Linked DNA regions of Homo sapiens: region 2 is linked to region 1. Evidence: read pairs that join two places in POLR2A ChIA-PET (ENCODE). Cell type or tissue: MCF 10A. All regions are shown on one strand.

Evidence for each region. ChIA-PET counts read pairs that join two places held together with the same protein. Peaks named below come from ENCODE experiments on the same cell type or tissue, not always from the same donor. Only the 100,000 strongest peaks of a DNase experiment are listed, where the experiment ranks them.
Region 2: POLR2A ChIA-PET joins it to region 1 with 7 read pairs; 7 of 35 experiments call an interaction of 5 or more read pairs at or near these places.

The regions. Positions count from the first base shown.
Region 1 is chr1:214,475,462-214,479,461 of GRCh38, reverse strand. All of the region lies in intron 1 of PTPN14 (protein tyrosine phosphatase non-receptor type 14), which reads left to right. Among named protein-coding and RNA genes, the nearest start is that of PTPN14, 74 kb to the left of the region's middle. In MCF 10A, no CTCF peak of the experiment used is centred here; DNase peaks (open chromatin) are centred at 1,821, 2,301 and 3,091.
Region 2 is chr1:214,343,004-214,347,003 of GRCh38, reverse strand. No RefSeq gene overlaps it. Among named protein-coding and RNA genes, the nearest start is that of SMYD2, 64 kb to the right of the region's middle. RefSeq lists an enhancer at 3,971-4,000. In MCF 10A, no CTCF peak of the experiment used is centred here; no DNase peak of the experiment used is centred here.

The sequences.
Region 1 (4,000 bases):
AGACTGAGGCAGGAGAATCGTTTGAACCTGGGAGGCAGAGGTTGCAGTGAGCCAAGATCACGCCATTGCACTCCAGCCTGGGCGACAGAGCGAGACTCCATCTCAAAAAAAAAAAAAAAAGACAGGGTTTTGCTCTGTTGCCCCAGTTGGAGGGCAGTGATGCAATAGCTCACTGCAGCCTTGAACTCCTAGGCTCAAGCAATCCTCCTGCCTCAGCCTCCTGAGTAGCTGAGACTACATGCATGCACCACCACATTCAGTTAATTTTTAAATTTTTTGTAGAGATGTGGGTCTTGCTTTGTTGACCAGGCTGGTCACAAACTCCTGGACTCTAGTGATCATTCCACCTCGATCTCCCAAAGTGCCAAGATTACAGGCATGAGCCACTGTGCCAGACCAAAAAATTCTGATTTTAAAAAGGAATGCTTGATCCTTTTTTTTTTTTAAGCAAAATGTACTATTTTGTACATTTTGTATTTAGTCAATGTATGATTGTATATGGTGCTGAAAGCCATGTGATAATGGGAGAGTGCTCTAAATAGTATTTATTAATAAATAATTGACTATTGTTACTTATTTTATTATGTAAATGTACATCTTATGGTATAACCTAATGGTGAAAGATTGAGCTTTGGAGCCAGCCTTTGCCACCTGCTAGCTCTGGAACTTTGGCCAGGTTATGTAGCCTCAGTTTCCTTATCTGTAAATTGGACGTGTGAAGATAAATGAGAAAATACACGTAAAAGTCTTTAGCACACTTCCTGGCACATAGTAATCATTTAAAGGCTATTATAGCTGAAACGATCAATGAATCATGAGTGTTCTACTGAAGGAACCCTTCTTCCAAATTTTCTTACATATAGTATTTAGGAGGGACATATGTTAGGTGATTAAGGTTTTTTTGTTTTTTGTTTTTTTTCCAAATACAATGGTGATAATCCAAAGATTGTGTAAGAGAAAGTAGATGTTTCTTCTCTGTTCCTCCTCTTATATCTCTGAGTATGGAAATACTCCCTGGTTTTCTCCAAGCTCATATAAACCTAAACATACACAAGGTAACTGGTTTATTTGCTTTGGTTTTGCCTTATATATTACTCTGCAACTTTTCCTACTTAGTAACACATCATGAGCATTGTTCAGAGCTAATATAGATTGAACTCATTTTTAATAACTGCAGAATAGCCTAAATAATGTAGATATGCCAAAATGTACTTGAACTATGTATTATGGATACTCAGGTTGTTACAAATTGCCACCCTCTACTACAAATGACGTTGAATGCAGCATCCTTATACAGAATTTTTAAGATTCATTGCTTTTATTTCCAATGAAAGTTTCCCTAGAGTGACACTGCTGAGTTCAGAGTCAGTGCTAATTATAGTGCAAAGGGATTTGGGGTGCAAATAATATATAAAACTTTGTTGGTTTCTGCCCTTTTATAATCTAATTGAAGAAGAAGTACGCATGTATTTTTCTGTGGATTTCTTTGCTTATGTACAACAATTTTAGTAAATGGTGTTTATTCCTAGGGAGGTTTGAAATCCTTAGCATTCTGAAACATAAATCAGAAGAGCAAAAGGAGTCTCTTGAATTAGGTTTACTCTGTACAGTATTTGCTGTATTTATTAGATACAAATTTGTTAGAAATTGTACATAGTTAAGTCTTGCAGTTTTTAAGAGCTAAGAGTCCCACTTGAAAACTGAAGCACCTGACTTTTGCCCTCTTGTTCCTTAGTGTGCTTACACCCTACAGGGTTGCAGACAGGGGAAGAGCCATCCCCACATGCAGTATCTCATCTCTAGAGGCCCAGGCTTGCTCAGCACGGATGCAAGCAGCTGAACAAATCTTGTTTTGAGGTCACCGATGGTAACAGGAATGATAGTATGCTAACAAATTATTTTTACAACAGTAAAGTTACTGTGTTAGCATTAGACAGGTTCTTTTTCTTTGTAATATCACTGAGAGCTACTTAGTACAACATAAGTTGTTCCAAGTGTCCACTTAAGTAGTGTGGGGTATGTGTGTGTTGTGTGTCTTTACAAGGCAGGGGACAGAGAGAAGAAAGAACAATTGTAATGGGTTTGTGGTGCATGTACGTGCATGTGTGGCCGCAGTATACCTTTAATGAGCAGCACGACCATGTCTGTTTAGAAGCTTTGTTTTTCCCTGTTAGTAATTAACATTTGGTTACATCAGTTGGGATTATACAACTCTTTAACAGCTGATACTAGTTCATACCTGTTTTCATTCTTTCTCCCCTCTGATTCAGCTTCTTGGCTCTGGAGAAGTGATTGCGTTATACACTAGAATCCACTTGGTTGTACTGATTCACTGGAGTGGTCACATATCTGAAACCCACTGGGCACCCTGTTGCGGTTTCCAGTCAGTGGGACCTGTAGTTGCATGTTTTGGTTTCATATTTTTTCTCTTAGTGATGAACAGCCTTAACTTTAAAAATTCTCTGCTCTGTAACAATTGGCTTGTTGGGAAAACATTTTTACAGCTGTGGTATTTAGCAGTCATTGTGTTTCCTTGGGTTTCCTGCAGTATTCCGTGAAGTAGCAAGGATAATAATGGCGGTGATAGCAAACACATAACCAATGCTTACCATGTGCCAGGAATTTATAGATTATTAACTCATAACCCTCCCAACAACTCTAGGTGGTGGGGACTGTTTTCATCCCCATGTTAGAAATGCAGGGAGCGAGCCAGCTTCGGACCCATGGTTATGCAGTGTGTAAGTGGCTTAGGCATGGAAATGACTGCTTCTGGGTGAGGCTTGCTGGTGGGGCTGGAGAAACTGGTGAATGAGGCGACATTCCCAGGGAAGCTCAGTGCTGGATGCTCAGACCCAGATGGAGAGAGCTGGCAGAGTGGCTTAGCTGCTGCTCACTGTTTGGATAGGAAGTGACACCCTGGACATGGGAGAGAAGTTGAGGGAACTCACTCAGGCATGGGAGGAAGGAAACGGGGGAAAGGAAGGTGTGGAAAGCTTTGCTGAGGGAGGTCACAAGCAACAACTGTCTCTCCAGGAGAGCCCTTCTTTCTTGGCTACTTCTGTCCCTGCAGGGCGCACCTCTCCGGAAAAGAGCGAAGCAAGCTCAAGGTATGTTTATCCTCAGTGAGTTTCTTTTGATTTGATGAGTGAGTCATCTGCCCTGGCTGGAAAACCTTTCCATTTGCTTTTGTGATTGTGTTTTTCAAATTGGTTTTTGAAGAGGTTCTATGCGACATGCTCAGGTTCTCTCATTCCACAACACAGTGGTACAGTAGAATAGGCCATCTAGGTAAGAGGCTCTGGCAGGGTGCTATGGCTGGGATGGGACCCTGATTCTGCCACCATGCCTTCTGGATAGAGCTTCCTTGGGCTGAAATTGGGTCCCAGCCTCAGGGCCCCCTCCACCATGTCTGAGTAATGTCCGCTGTGGGTGAGCAAAGATAAACTGCTGATGGTATGTCATAGTTGTTTTTTGTAGAATGTGGGTGCTTGCTATTGTCATTGTTACTTTTATATCATAAGGTCATAGCTGATAACCCTCTTTCTGCGTCATATCAGCATGGTTCATTGGGTAAGAACATGGGTTCAGATGGAGCTCTGGGTTTGAACTTGATTGTCTTTAGTCACTGAGTGATCGTGGGGGGAAGTTATTTCCTCTCTTTAGCCTCAGTCCTTAGTGTGTAAAATGGGGTGATATAGTAAGAGAAGCCCTGTTGTCGTAGGGGTGTTGAGATTGTGCTCAGCAGAGTGCCCCCATCAATGTGTCTGCTTCACAAATGGCGGTGCTGATTATGGGGAATTTCCCATTCTGATTTTTAGGTGTAATAAGCTCTGACATTCCAGGACATACATCATTGTGGATATAGATACTGACAGCAAAAAGAAGTGGAATTGAAGAGTTGCAGAATGCACATCTCCCAAAGAAGGGTGGGGTGTCTTACAACAAAGCATTCCTGGCGTGACTAGACAAAGCTCATTTGAGAGTAAACCAGAGTCAGGTA
Region 2 (4,000 bases), 130 kb after region 1:
GCCTGGAGTGCAGTGGCACGATCTTGGCTTACTGAACCCTGTGCCTCCTGGGCGCGGGTGATCCCACCTCGGCCTCCCAAGTAGCTGGGACTACAGGCATGCACCACCACGCCCGGCTAATTTTTGTATTTATTATAGAGATGGGGTTTTGCCATGTTGCACAGGCTCATCCTGAACTCCTGGGCTCAAGTGATCAGCCCACCTTGGACTCCCAAAGTGCTGGGATTACACACATGAGCCACCATGCTTGGCCTGTATATCTTATTAAACAATTCTGCCCGGCGTGGTGGCTCACGCCTATAATCCCAGCACTTCGGGAGGCCGAGGCGGGTGGATCACGAGGTCAGGAGTTTGGGACCAGCCAGACCAACGTGGTGAAACCCTGTCTCTACTAAAAATGCAAAAATTAGCCAGGCGTGGTGGCGCATGCCTGTAATCCCAGCTACTTAGGAGGCTGAGACAGGAGAATCGCTTGAACCCGGGAGGCGGAGGTTGTAGTGAGCCGAGATTGCGCTATTGTACTCCAGCCTGGGTGACAGAGCGAGACTCAGTCTCAAAAAAAAAAAAAAAAAAATTCTAGCTAGATGAAAGATTTAAATAAAAATTAATATTACTTTTTACAATAAACCAGTAATAGTTTTATTCACTTAAAGATGAAAACAATCTGCTTTTGTACAGCAAGGGTCATGAAAAATAAAGTTAATGGACAACTAGAGTAAAAATATTTTTAATATATGACAAGGAGCTAATACCCCAATATATACAGAGCTCAGAAGTTATTATGAAAGACATTAACATATAGCAAAACAAGCAATGGCCATGTGGTATCACAGAAAATTCTGGAATTTCATATCAAGGGTGATAGGAGGCTCTTTTGTTTTAGTGAGACAATTTTTTTTTTTTTTTTGAGACACAGTCTCGCTCTGTCACCCAGGCTGGAGTGAAGTGGTGCGATCTCGGCTCACTGCAAGCTCCGCCTCCCAGGTTCACGCCATTCTCCTGCCTCAGCCTCCCGAGTAGCTGGGACTACAGGTGCCCGCCACCAAGCCTGGCTAATTTTTTGTATTTTTAGTAGAGACGGGGTTTCACCATGTTAGCCAGGATGGTCTCAATCTCCTGACCTTGTGATCTACCCGCCTCGGCCTCCCAAAGTGCTGGCATTACAGGCGTGAGCCACCGCGCCCGGCTGTAGTGAGACAATTCTTAGTGGTACCCTAGATAGCTTCAGGATGGGGGCAGGTCTTCAGAAAGACTAAGACTTGATTAGGAGCTTAGAACTTTCAGCCCCATCCCCAACCTCTGGAAAGAAAGAGATCCTAGAGATTGAGTCAATTTCAATGGTGAATTAATCAATTGTGCTTATGTAATGGAATTGCCATAAAACCCCCTGACCAATAGCATTCAGAGAGCTTCTGAGTTGGTGAATACATCCACATGCCAGGAGTGTGGCATACCACAACTCCATGGGAACAGAAGCTTCTCTCAGGATCCTTCCGGACTTTACCCTATGTTCACCCTCTTCATTGGCCTATTCATTTGTCTTTTTTATAATAAACCAGTAATAGAAAGTAAAGTGTGTTTTAGAGTTTTGTGAGCTATTCTAGCAAATTAATGAACATAAAATAAGGGAGGAGGTGTTGTGGGAAGCCCTTGACTTTGTAGCCAAGTCAGACAGAAGTATGGTTAACCTGGGAACCTGAATAACTTGTGACTGGCATCTGAAGTGAGGGCAGTCTTGTGGGACTGAGCCCTTAAACCAGTGTAGTCTGACACTAACTCTGGGTAATTAGTGTCAGAGTTGAATTGAATTGTAGGACACACAGTTGGTGATTGAAGAGTTAGAGAATGGTTGTGAGGCATAAAAACAAAAACACCACACATTTGGTTTCAGAACTGTTGTGAGTCAAAACAGCTCATATTGGTGTCAGAAGTGGGATTAGAAAGACCCTGATTATTTAGTGTCAGAAAATTTAGGATTCACTAGAATGGTCCTAGCTAATGGAAAAGTGGTTTGGGAAGAGAAAGGATGAAAGGGTGGGAGATACAGAACTTTTGATTCCTGGGTGGTCATGTAGTCACCCATGATATGGACCAGCATGACAGCTGTGCTGTTATCAGTGACTAAATTTAGTTACAAATGGAATTTGGAGGTGGATCTAACTGCTGAGGAATTGGTTCATTGGATGCGTAAGGAAATGTAAATGAATAGGAAAAGTGCAGAACATATAACTCCTTGGTTTTTGTTATATCTGTAATAGCTAAAGTGAAATTAAAAGAGTGCTGGATGGACTTTGATGCTAAACCAAACTCAGATTTTGGTCAGTCTGAACTTTGGCCACTAGCCTTGAAGCTGCCCTCAAAGGGTAGAATTATGTGGAGACAACAAAGGGTACCTCTAAGACCTCTGGTCACCAAGAAGTTGGTGTGTGTAGGGGGAAGGTACAACCAATAAACTATTGAAACCAGGGGGGATAGTGTGGAAGAGTTGTCGCATTTGTAGATCAATATCATCAGCTTCCTGAAAAACCCTTACTTAAGTGGATTCTGAGAGTAACTGATTTAGAGACAGTATCTTTGGTTTTGAATGCTGCAGAATGAAAGAACATGTCTGGGTTGACAGAGGACTCACTGCTCACTGTGGAACAATCACAGATGGCTATATCTGACACAGACACACAGCAGGTTATTCCTGAAGAAACAACCAGCCTGGTGGACTGGATAAAAGGCACTATGAGGTATGTTTACTCTGAGAAGTGAGGCTGTCCAACTCCCCCTATAAATGTTAAAAGCAACACTCTGATGAAGTACCTGATAAACTGTGTATGCAAGTCATGTGGGACTGGCTTTTTGGTAATTGGGACACTCACCCATTGAATATGCCCATTGCCAAGATCATGGTCAATGTTATGATTAAGAGGCATGGGCACCTTTTGCGTGGGTGTCGCATATAACTTTACTGCTGCAAAACTGAGCAACAGTCTTAGAAGCCCTATCAAATTTGCTCTCTCTGCTTCCTCTCATGGTTCTTACTGATGCTAATTAAAACACTAGACTAATTCACAGGAAAATATGAATTAGGCATAGGTATGAAAGGTAGAGGGATGAGTCCAGGGATTCATCCTAAGAGGGTAGAAATTTTTAAATGGTTAAGAAATGGAGTGAATAAAGAAAACATTGATAGTGGCAAAACAAAAAGCAAAAAGAAAGGGAAAGAGTCAACAGACTTGTCCCAGCAGGGTGAAAACCTTGAATGGTTATTAAAAAATGGGATGAGGCCAGGTGTGGTGGCTCACGCCTGTAATCTCAGCACTTTGGGAGGACAAGGTGGGTGGATCACCTGAGGTTAGGAGTTTGAGACCAGCCTGGCCGACATGGTGAAACCCCATATCTACTAAAAATAAAAAAATTAGCCGGGCATGGTGGTGCACACCTGTAATCCCACCTACTTGGGAGGCTGAGGCAGAAGAATCGCTTGAACCTGGGAGGAGGAGGTTGCAGCGAGCTGAGATCATGCCATTGCACTCCAGCCTGGGTGACAGAGTGAGACTTCATCTCAAAAAAACAAACAAAAAAAAAGGTATGACTAAGACAGACATTGATAGGGTTAAAACAAAGGTCTTAATACAGCACTATTAAAGTTTGGGTGGACCAAAGTGTCTCCTAATGGTATTAGTCCATTTTCACACTGCTGATAAAGACATACCCAGTCTCGGGTATGTCTTTATCAGACTGGGTATAAAGAAAAAGAAGTTTAACAGACTCACACTTCCATGTGGCTGGGGTGGCCTCACAATCATGGTGGAAGGCAAAAGGCACGTCTTACGTGGCAGCAGATAAGAGAGAATGAGAGCCAAAGGGAAAGAGGTTTCCCCTTATAAAACCATCAGATCTCGTGAGACTTATTCACTACCACGAGAACAGTATGGGGGAAACCACCCCCATGATTCAATTATGTCCCACCAGGTCCCTCCCGCAACACATGGGAATTATGGGAGCTACA